Linked DNA regions of Homo sapiens: region 2 is linked to region 1. A link is a loop called in an ENCODE intact Hi-C map of the cell type or tissue named here. Cell type or tissue: heart right ventricle. All regions are shown on one strand.

Evidence for each region. Hi-C counts contacts between places; a loop is a spot of excess contacts. Peaks named below come from ENCODE experiments on the same cell type or tissue, not always from the same donor. Only the 100,000 strongest peaks of a DNase experiment are listed, where the experiment ranks them.
Region 2: it touches region 1 in a loop (3-fold over the local background); 36 of 110 quality-filtered maps call a loop at or near these places.

What each region holds. Positions count from the first base shown.
Region 1 is chr9:14,430,209-14,438,208 of GRCh38, forward strand. It overlaps TRH-GTG1-6 (tRNA-His (anticodon GTG) 1-6), which reads right to left and starts at 3,803; the gene lies at 3,732-3,803. It also overlaps a transcript of NFIB not described here. In heart right ventricle, a CTCF peak has its summit at 3,874 (motif pointing left); DNase peaks (open chromatin) are centred at 3,752 and 7,664; H3K27ac peaks cover 5,836 bases.
Region 2 is chr9:13,347,369-13,355,368 of GRCh38, forward strand. No RefSeq gene overlaps it. Among named protein-coding and RNA genes, the nearest start is that of MPDZ, 72 kb to the left of the region's middle. In heart right ventricle, a CTCF peak has its summit at 4,603 (motif pointing right); no DNase peak of the experiment used is centred here.

The DNA.
Region 1 (8,000 bases):
CTCAATTACAGTTACATGGGTAAAATTTTTTTTGCTTGAACAAACTCTAGTAGATCACTGACTGCTGCTACACCAACACGAGGGACAGAAAATAACAGATTATACAGCGAATTAAGACTTCTTCTTGCCATGGTAGTTGACTCTGAGGAAGAAAAGAAAAAAAAAAAGCTTTCCTGACTTTTCAATGAGCAAATGATGTTATAATTTGAATAAACGGATCCAGGGAATGACAATGCAACTGGTGAAAACTACAGTTGTCAAAGCCATGTGATCAAAATCAGGATTCTGTCCTTTTTCTAATGTTTCCTCATTAAAGACTTGTCAAGGAATCTAGTTTGAGAATGGCTTGCCTTTTCCCTGAAATGCTATTTATTTATTTATTTATTTATTTGAGACACAGCCTCATCCTGTCACCCAGGCTGGAGTGCAGTGGCACGATCTCAGCTTACTGCAACCTCTGCCTCCCAGGTTCAAGTGAGTCTCATGCCTCCGCCTCCCAAGTAGCTGGGATGACAGGCACTCACCATCTTGCCTGGCTAATTTTTTTATTTTTCGTAGAGAGGGGGTTTTGTCATTTTGGCCAGGCTGGTCTTGAACTCATGACCTCAAGTGATCCAGCCACCTCGGCCTCCCAAAGTGCTGGAATTACAGGTGTGAGCCACCACGTCCGGCCCTGAAATGCTTTATAATTGACATTTTGGAGAGACAGTTTTTGTAAGATTATATCATAGTCTCCCTGATGTTTCATGAACAGGTATTACGTTTGGTATAAAATATAGACAATATGGGCATGGAAATAATGGGGCCTTTGAGATATTTCTCAAATGATTCTACAAAATTTAAAAGCAGATAATTTCTCAATGTAATTCAAAATTAGAATTTTCTCTCATAACTTGGGCTTTAACATTTCTGAAAACTAACTCAATGTTGTGTTGGTTTTAGAGTAAAAACACATTTTAACAACAGCAAGAAGGAAACCCAATGTCAGCAAACTCTTTGTTGATGAAAACAACCATTGGTTATTATGACACTCAGTCACAATAACCTCATGAAGAGTGAACCAGGACTGCAAACTTGGACATGGATCTGGCCACTCAGTAGATCCTGACTCTTCTTCTACCCCTGGATTGTAGTCTACTTAATCACATTTTTTAAAAAAAAACTTCTGAAGTCAATGGTAAAGAGTCCTTTTGCTAATGGAAAACTCACTCTAGAGAGTCTATCAATGGAGGCTGGATGGTGGGTGAGTGCACAAGGCAGCCTTAAAATAGTAAGAAGAAATATGATTTGTTGCATGCCTGCCAGGCACCAGTGTTGCATTTCTACCATGTGCTCCTGTTCTAAGTGGCTTCTGTTTGTTTGTATATTATTCTTTTAATTATCAAGGTAATATCATCTCCCCTCTCTCCACCATTTTTTGTTTTGTTTTTTTTTTTTTTTACTGTGAGAGCTTAGATAACTTGCCCAAATTCAAGTTGATTTATTTGGTAGAGTCAGGAAGGTTTTGTGCTCTTTCCTAGCTAAGTTGGGAGCACTGTCATCCAGGGGAAAAAGGCCTCTCTTGGTGAGACAGAGGAGAGAAAACAGGAAGTGCTCCCCTGGTCCAAGCAGTTGCCCTGTGTCCCTATGCAGAAAGTTGAGTCCAGATTGATTGTCATATTCTGACTTCCCCTCCCCCACTGCTTTTCTTTTAAACAAGGCAGTAAATTTGTTAGTAGTTTGGCAACTGAACTCATGGGTTGGTGGAAGTAGCCACCAAATGGTGTGCCTGACTCATGCAGTGGGAAAAGCTTCTGAGGGAGACAACTGAGGTGTCTCTGGGGCTAGCAATGCTCTTACTGTGAGACTGGCCTCAAGACAATGGAGAGGCTCTCTTGTATGCTACATATATCTCTCCCCATGTACACAGTTGATTGGTCCAGTGATGGACACCTGACCAAAGGTAAGCCAATAAGATCCTTCCCTAGTATTTTTTGAGCAGTAACTAAGGTAATCTCCTGCTGGAGACAATGCTTCAGATATAAAAGGCAGGAGTTGCTGCTGGCTGCCATGTTTCTTGCCATGTAGAAGTCAGTCTCAGAGAATAAAGGCAACATTCAGAAAGAAATATGGGGTGAGATGGAGATAGTTGGTTCTGGTCATCTTTTATTCCCTAGTTCCAATTGTTTCTTAAGCCCCTGCTACACCCATTCCTGGGTACATGGTTCTCTCTAAATCAGTACATGTTGTTTCTTTAGCTTGTGACCATTGAATTCTGACCAACACAATCTCCTTCTTCAAATGAGAAATTCATTGCACTTTCAGCCTCTTAATACAAATAACCATAGATGGGCTTATTCTGTTTTAATGTAAGAACAATTGCAATTCAGCTGTCTTCTTGAAACAGTATTAGTACCAGGCAGCTGAGAAGGACTTGCAGACTTGAGGCAAAGCCTAGGTTAAACTCTTTGGAGAAGGGAAAGCACAATTTGTGGGGGATAAGGGGCAAGGGGTGAGGACTGGGGAATTTGCCATATTTAGGAAGAGGAGACCTCAGAGTAGAAAATAGTCTTGAAAGTGGGTATTGAAAGAGGACATAAGCACATTTTACTTACTTCATAATGCTATGAGGCCAATATTTTTGGGTCCATAATCAGAGACTGATCTTTTCTTGGAAAGGGAGAAGAGATATTTATTGCAGTTTTTCTAGAATATTACTTCTAAGAATTTGCTGGCTCTGAAAGAACTTGATAGATTCTGTTTCTAGTTTGTGCACATATTTTTATTTGAAAATATTTTTAGTATTACATAAATAACAAATATGAATTTTTGCTAGGCTGTCTGTGAGACAGGGGTTAGGGGCATTAAAAAACACCTTCTGGTGACCCCTTATTTAAAACATAGTGGGGTATAATTTTGGAGCAGTAAAACCTCATTATAACATACTTACAGTTGACATTTTCAGGCTGTATTGTCCATGTTTTTAAGTCCTGGAGAAAGGCCCATTAAAGCTGTGTTTCTCACATTAATTCGACATTTAACCACTTACAATACAAACCCCAGTCTTTTGGAAAATGTCATTAAAAATTTTTTTGCCATATATGGACATTATTTATTGTTTGAGCCCCATTGTCTACTTATAATATGCCCTTTATCAGACCCAAATGCCCACTTCAGAGATTTTCGTTTTGAGCAACAACTGGCTTCTTACATTATCCAATGATGCAGGAAAGTTAAATTACAGCCAGTTCATATCATAGAAACAAAATGTTTCCTGCAATTACTGATAAGGGACAGTTCATTTTCTCTCTGTCATCCTGAAAAAACCCTCCCAACAACAATTCATGCCTGGTTAAACAGGATTTCCACATCTACTGCTGACATCTTTCCAAATAATTCAGGGTTGTTATTACTGTATAGCCCTGGCAAGGCTCAAAAGCAAGCAGACTTGACGAGTCTGCTCAAAGCAGAACTTAAGTAGTTGTAATTAATAATAATTACATGCCCACTACACTCCAGTTTTATCATATTACCCATCAGTGCAAATAAAAAACCCCACACACAACACACTTGCAACAGGATTAGTGCATTAATAAAGTCACTCTGCATATGTCATCTCCCTGAAGTTGAAAATATTCATAATGCTTTCTGTTTTATTGATTTTCATGATTGCATGTCTGGTTGCAAATGTTGTTTAGATGTAATACAGCTTGGGATCAGCCTCGTTCTCTTCCAAAAACCTTCTCCCCTCCTGCCGTGACTCGGATTCGAACCGAGGTTGCTGCGGCCACAACGCAGAGTACTAACCACTATACGATCACGGCAAGCTACTGAAGAGCTGAGCACTAAGCTTTCTCTAAGAGCTATTGCAATATTAAAATTTGTGGAAACACTGCCATCTATTGCCTAAATACGTACATTTTCTTAATATTTGGAAAGAGAAGCTGTGTTCCCGTAATTTCTAATTATTTAGAGGAACAATAATAAATTCCTTGAAAATAAAATGAGCATTGTCTTCTGGGCTGATTGGGAAAGTTGTGATAGGAGAGGATTCACTGGGTTTGCTGTCCAGGAAATGGTGATGAAGGTAACAAGACTAAGAGATACCAGTCTGTTGACTCACACTTCCTATGTTTAATCAATAATGGATATGGATTTCCCACCCCAACCACCACCAAATAATGCTGCATTGAATAACATATGAGTCTGAGCCTCTTTTGTGCATCTTTTCACCACTAGCCTTATTTCCATTTGCTTAGGCAGCACAACAATAAAAAATATAGCAAGAACAAAATGGGGACTGCAGAGACTCAAAAAGACTTGCTTTTCCTACTAGGGGAAGCCAAAGTCAGTATATCCTGACTGAGGAAAGGATCCCTTTCAAACTCATTGATCCTTGAAGCTAGTTTTCTCCCCGCCAGAATAGCTATAGGCCTTAAAGCCAGAATCATCTCAGCAAGAAAAGCTTCCCAATAACATTAGTGAGCCACCACACAAAGAAACTGGAGTGTTCTATGCTAGATAAGTTTCAAGAGGAAATTGATTTTAGATTTCTTTGCTGTAAAACTTGAAGTAGTAAGTAGTCTACACAAGATATTCCAAGGGCTGAAAATCTTAAAACAAAATGCACAGGAATACCTAATCAATGGATTGTTATCAGGGTGCCTCCTTTAATTCCTCTATACAGAGAGGACCTGGGAACAGCTGGAGCTAGCTGGCACTGTATGTGGGTGGCAAGAACCTCATGCATGTATTGATTGGGTGCCCACAGCTCTAAGGCTTCTAGAAGGAGGATATCTCTGAAGAGAAAAGTTTCACATAAATGTTCACTCACTCACTCCCATCTGATCATCTATAGCCCCTTTTCTTTTTCTTCCATCTCTCACAAATACATCTTCCGTCTATGGCCACATAGAAGATTCTTGCTTGGAGTTCCTGCTCCTGAGCCATGCATGCCCTATGCAGGAACCAGGCAAGGCATTCTCTGGCCTGAAGAGGAATACATGTGGGTGAGTCTGGTGAAAGTTCACCTGTGGCAAGAGGGCAAACCAAATCTCCTGCTCGACAAAAGAGGACATAATTGTTTCCTAAAATATAATCATTCATGTACCACCTTCATAATTTTTGCTGTGGCCATGTACCAACTGAACCACAGGAGAAATAATATTTGTAAAAGATCAACTCATAGCATACAAATTGTGGAACCAGACTATCTGGATTTGAATTCTGGCTCTATCACTTACTAACTGGGGCAACTTGGGCTGCTTATTAACCTCTGTGCCTCTGTTTTCTCATCTATTAAGTGGAGATAAAAATAGCAACTACTTCATAGGATTATTATGAGGGTTAAACAGATAAGTACATGTCAACCTAAAATAGGTCTGTCACATAGTAAGCACAGTGGAAATGTTAGTTACATTACTATAATTTAAATACAAAATTTTCAAATGAAAGTTTACAACATTCCATATATTTAAAAACATAGTAACACATTCCATAAATAGAGGTCACTCTAAAACAAAATGTGAAAACAAACCAATAGAATTAAATCCTAGCAGACACTGTAAGCTCCGAGCTCAAGTTCTGCTCTGTGTTTAAAAGGAAGGTGGGCAGATCTGTTAAAACCTCATCGGCCTCAGAACCAGGCTTCTTCTGGACTCTTCCGAATGACCACAAAAGATTTGAAAAAGGAATAACTTTCTCTTCACAGATTTTAATACTATTAAATGCCACACCCATTAGGTAACTCCTTAAATTACTTCACACATTGGATCTGTCGGCTTAGGTCATACTATGTGACAATGTGCAAATCTTAGTGGCTTGGAATAAGGAAGGCTTTCCTTCCCTTGCGCTGATCCACATTTATTGCATGGCCCTGCTCTCTGTCTCCTCACTCAGGCAGCCAGGTTAAGGTAACAACCACTGTCATGAACTCTGCTCATTGCTTTGGCAAATGGAAAGAGCTCTGCAGATTCCTGAACCAGCAATGAAAATCTCTTCTTACAACTCACTGGCTAGATCTGGTTCCATGGCCTCAGCCTGTTATAAAAGTCCCAGGCAGTGCATCCCTGCCATATGCCTGGAAAGCAGAGAGCTGGAAATCTTAGGTGAACATCACTCAGGACTTCCAGCCATGCCACTAGTGGTGAATCTCAGCTTGGAGAACTCTGTGAGGCTGTGTGCCTCAAGACACACATGACTGGGGAGCAAAACCCTGACACAGAGAAGTGTTCACCAGGTAAGGCTTTCATTTGGCATCTGTATGGGCTTCTCCTTTACTTGATGTCAGTCATTGTGTGGATAGACTCTGAAAGGTTCTTGCCTGTTAGAGTGAGATGGACTTTTGAACAGTTACCAAATTTCTCCTGCACATTCACTGTCTTCTTAGGATACGCATTCAGATTTCTTCCACAGCGCCAAATACCTGTGACTCACTACAAAAGGAAAAACCCATGGGACCAAAACATGGTTTCTGATGGCATTTGCAACTTCTTGGCAACCTACCACCTGATTATTCTTTTTCTCTGATTGTGCTATATCAATAGTGACATTATTATCACTCTCCCACTAATTTATTCATGACTCACAAAGACTTGGGATCTACTATAGTTCAGTTATTTTTTCTGAATCTTAAGGATTCAGTGGAGAAGAAAACAGAAATGGATCATGATTTCACACAATTTATAGTCTAGTGACTGAGACACAGATGAATAGAGATAATATATGAGCTGGCACCCCGGAAGGAAATTTCCTTAAAAGTTTTCAAATGAGGTTGAAGTTGAGAAAGGCAGGAAGGCATTACGAGAGAGAGGGAGGAGAGAGAAAGAGACAGAGAAGAAAGTGGCCTGCTTTGTCTGGATTCCAGTTCTTTCTCCAACCCTTCTCTGTGTGTGACCTTGGACTAGTCACTTGACCTCTCTGTGTCTCTATTTCCTCATCAGAAAGGTAAGGTAAATTGGGCTAGATGAGCTTTCAGATTCTTTATGCCTCTGACATGCCATACATTTAATATAGGGAAATACATTTACCAACAATATCCAAATGTAAAAAGTGTGCAGGAAAAAACACCTATTCAAAGCAGGAGAATCTTATAGCTATTATAGTTATCTTTTATGTGTTTTCTGAAGTTCATGGAAGCTGTCCCTTTGTCGGTTTCCAAATGTTGTCAGCCTTATTTCCCTGCCTATGGCAACACATTTTAAATAGGGATCAGTCTGTTGTATGAGTGATTTAAGTTGGGTGTAAGCAAGAAGTTCCTGCTTGTGCGGGACATTAAACTATTGAATTCATCCCCAAAGATTGTTGACTTCCCCTTCCAGAGTTTTAAAAGTAAGATGACTGTTTACCAGGGGCTCATTGTTCCACGTGAGAGAGCCTGGCTTTCCTGCCTCTCCTCAGGCTTCCTGGAGCTGCTCTTCTGATGGAGTTGTTCCTCTCCCTGGTTGTTTATAATGGATTCTAACAGAGGAGCTGGGAGCTGACAGGAGGGCCCGGGACCGGAGGGGGTCCCCCACCTCCCCAGCTGAGTCCTATCTCCAGCATTGCCACTCCTACCTTTTTTCCCAGGCCAAGCTCTGTGTTCTCCTGCTCGTCCCTCTTCTCAGTGTGCCTCCTGCCTCGCTGGGGGTAGGGAAATGACAGTCGGATCCATCACTGGGCTGGAGGCCAAGAGTGGCAATCCGTGAGGCTGAGGCTGGCCCAGTGCCCAGTTTTCAGACAAAGACAGGTTGGGAACCCCCCTGCAATGAAGAATCCACGGTTCCCTCCTCCCAGAGTCCTGCCTCTTGTTTCTTGGGTACTTTCTAGAACACCACCCCCATCCTAGTGTGTGTGTGTGTGTGTGCGCGTATGTGCGTGCGTGTGCACGCATGTGTGTGTGTGTGAGATGGAGAGAGAGAGATTGGTGGGGGGTAGATGAGGGGGGACTGAGAAGCAGGGAGGGAAGGAGAGAAAGGCTGGACAAATCTCGTGCTTGTAAGGGTACCAAGGATTGCTCATATACTACACACACTCATGGAAAT
Region 2 (8,000 bases), 1.1 Mb before region 1:
TCAAAACAAACTTGGGCAGATTAAATATGCCAGTATCTGATCCAAAGTCTGACTGTTCTATATGAAGTAGAACTGATCTGATGTTTTTTCTTGACAGCTGAAGCACATATTACAAGGCTTTCTTAGAACTAGGATGTTGGCGTAAACTATAGGGACCTGGTGGTTGAGTTGAACTAAGATTGTCCATTCCTCATAAAACATCTGTAGAATATTTGGGTATTACTTGAGTGGCATAGATGATGAACATATATAGTTTCCTTTATTAAAGCTTTCCTGACAAAATCAAAATATTTTCTAAGCTATGGTGGCCAATTTGCTTCTAGATAATGAATTCCTGGGAAAGAAAAACTGTATTCTAAGACTATTGGCTAGTCTATCAAATTGCAAACTTTTCCAAATATAAGGTAGATTGAGGACAGATTTCATATTTAAATTATAAATCATCATTGAACATTTTTATTGATAAGTAAAGAGAATGTCAATAGTAACAATAACTATAGTGATTATCATTATTATGTGCCCCATAATTCACACATCTTATTATAAAAAATACATATATATTGCAAAAATACATTATAAAATATAATACGCCCTTTAAGTAGTTTCGTCATTAAGTGACTTGGAGGTGGTTGGAGACTTAAGTAGTGGCTAAGATGGAACTTAAAAGCAGGTCCCATGTTCTGCCTTAAAAAAGTTCTGGGCATGGTGGCTCATACCTATAATCCCAGCATTGTGGGAGGCCAAGGCTGGAGGCTCATGTGAGGCCAGGAGTTTGAGAATATCCTGGGCAACATAGTGATACCCTGTCTCTACAAAAAATAAAAAACAATTATCTGGGTGTGGTGGTGCACATTTGTAGTCCCAGCTACTCAGGGGCTGAGGTGAGATGATTGCTTGAACTCAGGAATTTGAGGCTGCAGTGAGCTATGATTGGGCCACTGCACTCCAGCCAGAGAAAAACCCTTTCTGAAAAAGAAGATGAATAAATAAAAGAGAAGAACAAGGAGGAGGAGAAGGAGAAGGAGAAGAACAGGAGGAGGAGGAGGAAGAGGAAGAAGAAGTGGCGGTGGAGGAGGAGGAGGACCTCTTTTTCTGATTGGGAAATGATGACTTATATTTTAAAATTAAATGAAGGACTTAATAAAATGGCATATTATGACCCATAGACAACTTTTGAAAGCTGAGAATGAGGTAAATAATGACTTCAAATCTACTAGTTTATGTAACTCTTCCACAATTTGACTTTGGTTAAGAGTGTTCCAGTGAAGCACTTGAATAGGTTTGTAGAAACTCTCATTGCCACAAATGGAAAAAATAGTCCAAATGCATATTTTAATAACAGCAGTTATGTAAGTGAAAGATTACATGATTAATTTGTAAATAAACACTATTCATTTATGAGTAGATAAATTATGAATAGATAAACCACATTGTGCTAGGTGTAGGTGGTAGGGATGAATAAGGTATTTTGTCTGCCCTCAAAGACTGCATTCTAGTAAAATGAAGTGGGACTGAATATGCTCACCTTATGCCCAGGAGCCAGGTATATATGAATGGCAATGCACTTAGAGATCGTATGATGCCTTTGGTACTGGAATCTGTAAAAGTTTTCGTGAATGGTAAAGCTGGATTTAACATTTACTAGGTTAACAGTAGAAGCAGCAGCATGCCAGGGCTGCCACTGGGCAGGTAACTAACACTGGAGGAAGTACATGATCTCAAAAAGCACCTCTGGATGTAAACTTGATGAAAGGTAATGACAAGAGGAGAACAGAGCTATACGAGTTCAGGGACAAATCAAAGGACAGAAATCAAACCCATGGTGGAACTGTTGGGAATTCTAATCTCTCAGTGGGCACAGAAAAAAAATCAGATGTTGGAGGTTCTGGGATAAAGAGTCAGAAATTAGATGGGTGGTTGTATGCTGTGTTAGTTGCACATGTGGTCTCTTATCAGGAACATGGATTTATTGTATTATTATAATATAAGATATATATTATAATTATTATCGTTCAAAGGAAACTGGAGCCAATAAATCACCATGGAGATATCTCCAGAGTGTTTGCAGATAGGGCAAACTCAGCTGGCTGACTTAGCTACAAACCATGCCCCCTTCTCTCACCAGGCATCCTGAGGGCCAGAGGCACTCAATATACACAGAAGACACTAACCCAGTCATTTTCAATCCTAACTTCACCTAAGTGTCACCTGGGGAATTTTAGACACATACCAATATAAAGGTCTGTTCCCCAGAGATTCTGAATTTGGGATGGGGCCTAGGCATTGGCAGTTTTTAAAAAATAAATAAACTTTTTTTTTTAGAGTGGTTTTAGGTTCATAGCCAGATTGAATGGAAAAAACAGAGCATTCCCGTATAGCCCCTGTCCCCCCCACACATGCAGCTTTCCCCTCTATCAACATCCTGCACCCATGGTACATTTGTTATGATCAATAAACCTACATTGACATACCATTATCACTTGAGGTCCATAGTTTATATGAGGATTCACTCTTGGTGACGTATATTCTATGGGTTTGGACAAATGTATAATAACATAAATTCACTTTCATAGTATTGTACAAATTGGCAGTTTTTATTTATTTATTTATTATTTTTTTGAGATAGAGTTTTGCTCTTGTCCCCCTGGCTGGAGTGCAGTGGCACGATCTCGGTTCACTGCAACCTCTGCCTCCCGGGTTCAAGTGATTCACCTGCCTCAGCCTCCCGAGTAGTTAGGATTACAGGCGCATGCCACCACGCCTGGCTAATTTTTGTATTTTTAGTAGAGACAGGGTTTCACCATGTTGATCAGGCTGATCTCAAACTCCTGACCTCAAGTGATCTGCCTGCCTTGGCCTCCCAAAGTGCTACGATTACAGGCGTGAGCCACTGTGCCCGGCCAGACTGGCAGTTTTTAAAAAGGCTTCCTTGGCGAACCACTGCATCAGCAGCAAGCAGCCACAAAGACATGGTATCCAGAAGCTGCTCTATGATACTGCCCATAAAATTACCCTGGATGCCTCACCCCCCAGGAACTTTAATATTTAGACAAAAGCAAAAGAATATTTCTGAAACTCTGCTGACGAGTAGAGGAAACACTGACTTGCTATAAAGATGTCACTGTTCACGGGCAGGAATGGGAGCAACCTACAGAGGCTGAAATGTTCCCAACAGCCTCAGGGCCAGAACTTGGCTGGAAAGAACTTATTAATAACACACTTCCATTTTGTGTGATAATGGAAGGAGAGGATGATTGGGACCCAAGACAGATTTGGTTTAGAATCCTTTGTCAAGGTCTATTATCTTGAACAAAGCATCTGAATTCTCCATTTCTCAGATTCTTTTTTTTTTTTTTTTTTTTTTTGAGACGGAGTCTCACTCTGTTGCCCAGGCTGGAGTGCAGTGGCATGATCTTGGCTCACTGCAAGCTCTGCATCCTGGGTTCACGCCATTCTCCTGCCTCAGCCTCCTGAGTAGCTGGGACTACAGGCACATGCCACCACAGCTGGCTAATTTTTGTATTTTTAGTAGAGATGAGGTTTCACTGTGTTAGCTAGGATGGTCTCGACCTCCTGACCTCGTGATTTGCCCACCTCAGCCTCCCAAAATGCTGGGATTACAGGCGTGAGCTCACCGCGCCCAGCTCAGATTCTTTATCTGAGAAATAGAGATGGTAGTAGCTAACTTGAAGGGTCATTATAAGAATCAAAGTCCTTACATCCAGCCTAGCACATTCCCAGCATTTTATGGGTGATCTATAAATGGGCTCTATTATAGTAATTAGTAGTAGTAACAAAAGAAGAGTATGTAAAGAGTTTTTTTAGTGGTGTAATATAAACGAAAAAATAATGAGAATTCAAAGGCAGGGAAAGCCCTGGTTGTAGAATGGGCGGGAAATACTTCTTAGGATTTTTAATAATTTATATGACTTTGTACAGAGGAATGAGGGAGAGAAGGACGTGACTGACTCATGTATTTGGGGAAGACATGAAATGGAGAGATGTGCCACGTCTAGCTGGCTTTAAATAAGGTCAGAGAGAAGGGACTTGGGTCATATTTGAGTAGGGCAGTCTTGAGCATTAACAAAAGGAGTTTGCAACATGAGCAAGTATGCTGAGAAAAGACCACATTATGAACAGGGAGTATACAGAACATATCCAGGAGGCCCTCAGGTGACAGTAGGAGTGACCATCCCATAGATCTGCAATTCATGCAAAAGGCTTCTTTCCCCTTTATTTTCTCCCCAATTAGTTAGAAATACCATCTCTCATAGGCATCTTGGAGAAGAAGAGACATCTGGTTTTGCATAAGCGTAAGTTAAATGATTTGTGAAAATCTGTTATCAACAAAAATTACATTTCTTCATCATACTCAGCAAATATAACAAAAACGACTTCATGACAAATCCTTATTCTCTAAAAGAAAATGTTACTCGTATGTATATTTATGTTACCAAAAAGCTACTGAAATAAGTTAGCTGATGAAAAGAAAGAATTTGCCATGGCTAGTGAATTAAGGAGCTGAGAATGAAAATATGAACCGAGGATACTATTATTTTCAAATATCTTTAAGAATTAGGTGTACTTCATTACCAGTAGGTGTCACTGCAGGCATTAAACACGGTCTGTTTCTAGGGAAATTTGTCCCATAAATGTTGGTGTAATTTAACTGGTATAATATAGTTATGATAGGCATAAAGGATATTTATTCTGAAAAGCAATATATTTTATCATGGTCATGAACTTGTAAAAACATTGGCTTAAGGAAGCTATAGTGTATGCTTTAAATGGGCTTACTTAATACAATATACAGCATAAGTAATAGTCTCTTATGAGGTTTTAAATATATACAGTGGGTTTTCCTGGATAAGATAAGGTTGCTTTTCAGAGTTATTCCATAGAATCTGATTTATAGGACTAATTTAATGAGAATTCATAGACTCAATTGCTACCTTCTAAATCTTTGTGAAACTGACATTTTTTCCTTATATGTAACATTCTTGTAAGTTTTGTTAGAGAAGGGAAGGAAATTAAGAACTTTAACTGGAATTACATTAGTTATCCTCTTTTGAGTTTCTCTGGCCTTTTAAACATGTAGTATCTAGTGTCAGGAAGTTAAATTCACCAAGCTTTTTTAGAGAAACACAATTTAGTGGCATCCTAGCATCTAACATAGAGAAATATTGGCCATTAAAAAATAGTGATCTTGGTTCCCTTTCTACTGTGGTTTTAGAGTTGATTCATTTGTGCAATCTTGCTGGCATTGCTGAGTTGAACTTTTGAACAGAGTATTCTCAATAGAAACCCTTGCGCTTTAAAATTGATTTGCCTGTTGGAGGTGTTGGTGTTTCTTATTTATGCATAATTGAAGGGCTAGGTGTGTGAAAGTGCCCCTAGCGACTCTTTCATTTGTTCCATTTTACAAATTGAAACTGATAGTGGTGGTTGTGGTGCTTTTCAAGGGTGACTTGAGGGCAATCTAATTTACCTAGCTGTTCAAAGGTGAACTCAATATTTTCAATCATAAATTAAAAATCTACTCCAGTTTTCAAATCAGAAACAGCATAAATTACGTATCTGCAGGCCGTAAGTGTTCTTTGCCCTGGCTTAACTCCATTGATTTTACCAGGATAGACATTTCTAGACACTCTGTGTTTTAACATGTCCCTGTAACATCTAAAGTATTTTAGGAACACCATATTGCTTTCTTTTCTATGTATGCCAACAGGAATTTTATGAGCCCTTGGCATTTGCCTCTCTATGTAGACCCATCTATGAGAATATTTTCGACCTGTTAGATTCCTGGGCTAGCATAATTTGAACAGGGTTTCTCTGAAAGACATAATATTATGCACTAAAAATCTACATCATTGGAAAATACTTAGCAATATCAAATATGTGTACCTTCTTAACATATAACAATATGGTGTGCTAATTATAACATATAGACACTGCTCTCTAAGAAGCCTACAATTTAAACCTACATTATAGATCTTACAATGGAGGTAAAACTGATAGACAAAAATGCATGTCAACCAACTGCATGACACACAGATCATTGTATTTGTAGTGTTTAGAGTAGCACTCATATGTAAAGTTTGCTGCACAGTCATTGCCAAGTCCAATCTTCCAGATATCCTAAAACTTACACATGTACTAAATTGGGCTTCATAAATTAATATACTTCAATCATATAATTGTGGCAACTCATACTACTCTTTTTACTTTAATTCGTTTTGTTGGAATCTCTTTGGCTTTTATTGACGGCCAACATTGGAAATACTTTTTTAGGAATTTGATGTGTTGAAAGTAAGGATGTTGTTAAGAGTAATTATTATGTTTCATGGCGCTTCAGCCTTCAGTCTTCACATCAATACTGGCTTGCTTCTCCTGAGCTCTTTATAATTATTTTTATTTAGTTTTATACACACTGACATGTTTAATAACCAGATTTCTCTCTTCCCCCACATCCCCAAACTTTGGCTCTTAAGAAAGCACAGAACCCAAACTATGGTCCTACAGCAAGTAATGGTTTTTATGGTTTACATTTTTATAATAATCTCATTACTAAGAAACCATGGTTTGTTTTCATCTTTCTCACTTCCTTTTACTCCCATATTGCTTTGTATTATATATTCTTTTAGGCTCTAGGACTTTGGAGGACAAAGTGAGGAGGAGTATAAAGTAGGATACAACCAAAATAAATAGAACAGAATTTCAGGAAAGACCTATATTATACTTAAAATTCACATAACTAACCATATCCTAACACCTCTAGTTTACAATAAAGGTATCAGAAGGAAAAATAAACAACACTGAGATCCCACCACAATACTTACATTTTTATTCTGTATAACATTATTCTAAGAATTGAGTTTGTTGGTCTTCTGGGGTGGTGACACTCATACAGTAATTATATTTTTCTAGCTAATTTGAAAGACATGGTCTTAGGAACTTTTTGATTTGAAGCAAGAGAGTCTGTTCAACTAGCAAAGAAGCTCTTTAAGGTGAGAAATAATAATCCCTTGTTGGTGTTCCAGAATAGACATAGATATCTTAAATTATGATGAGGCCAATGAACAAAAATAAATAATGAATGTGATGGGAATTCAAAGCATCTTTGTTTTCTGATTTTTGTTTTGTTTTGTTTTGACAGCCTCTTGCTTGTTGCCCAGGCTGGAGTGCTGTGGCATGATCTCAGCTCACTGCAACATCTGCCTCCTGAGTTCAAGCAACTCTCCCACCTCAGCCTCCCGAGTAGCTGGGACTACAGGCGCGTGCCACCATGTCTGGCTGATGTTTGTATTTTTTGGTAGAGATGGGGTTTCACCATGTTGGCCAAGCTGGTCTTGAACTCCTGACCTCAAGTAATCCAGCTGCCTTGGCCTCTCAAAGTGCTGGTGTGAGCCACCTCACCGGGCCAGCATCTTTGAATTATAAAAACAAAGAATATTATTGAACCAGAAAGGAGTTACCTTTCTAGGTTCAGAATATGTCTTGCTGGTGGATGGGGAGAAGCAGCTGAATAGAGGAGATGAAGGTTGGTTTGGGTGGAGGAGAATGACTAGACAGAGTTCAACCAAGGAAGAATGACTCATTGAGGTCTCTTTCAGCATTATGGTTTTGTTATTTGATTTTGGACTCAGAGTATTTTGGCAAAAAGTGCTAAAGCTGAGACACGATATTAGTCTTCATTTATAGAGCACTTGGATAGATTTGGAAATGGAAACATATTGTGAACATAGAAGTAAAATATTTACTTTAGTAATTGAATGAGTAGTAACAATGATGGGGTAGGTAAGTGCTCTTAAAATTGAATCCTCATTCAATATTTACTGCCCCATTGACACACTGCACAATTGAATGATGGATTCCAAATAAGGACATATATTTTTCAAGTCTTAATAATTTTATATGATCAGTTTTTATTCTTCTTTTTATTTTATAAATTCACTGAAATCTTTTCAACCCAGCGTACATAGACTTCTTTTTAAAAGATA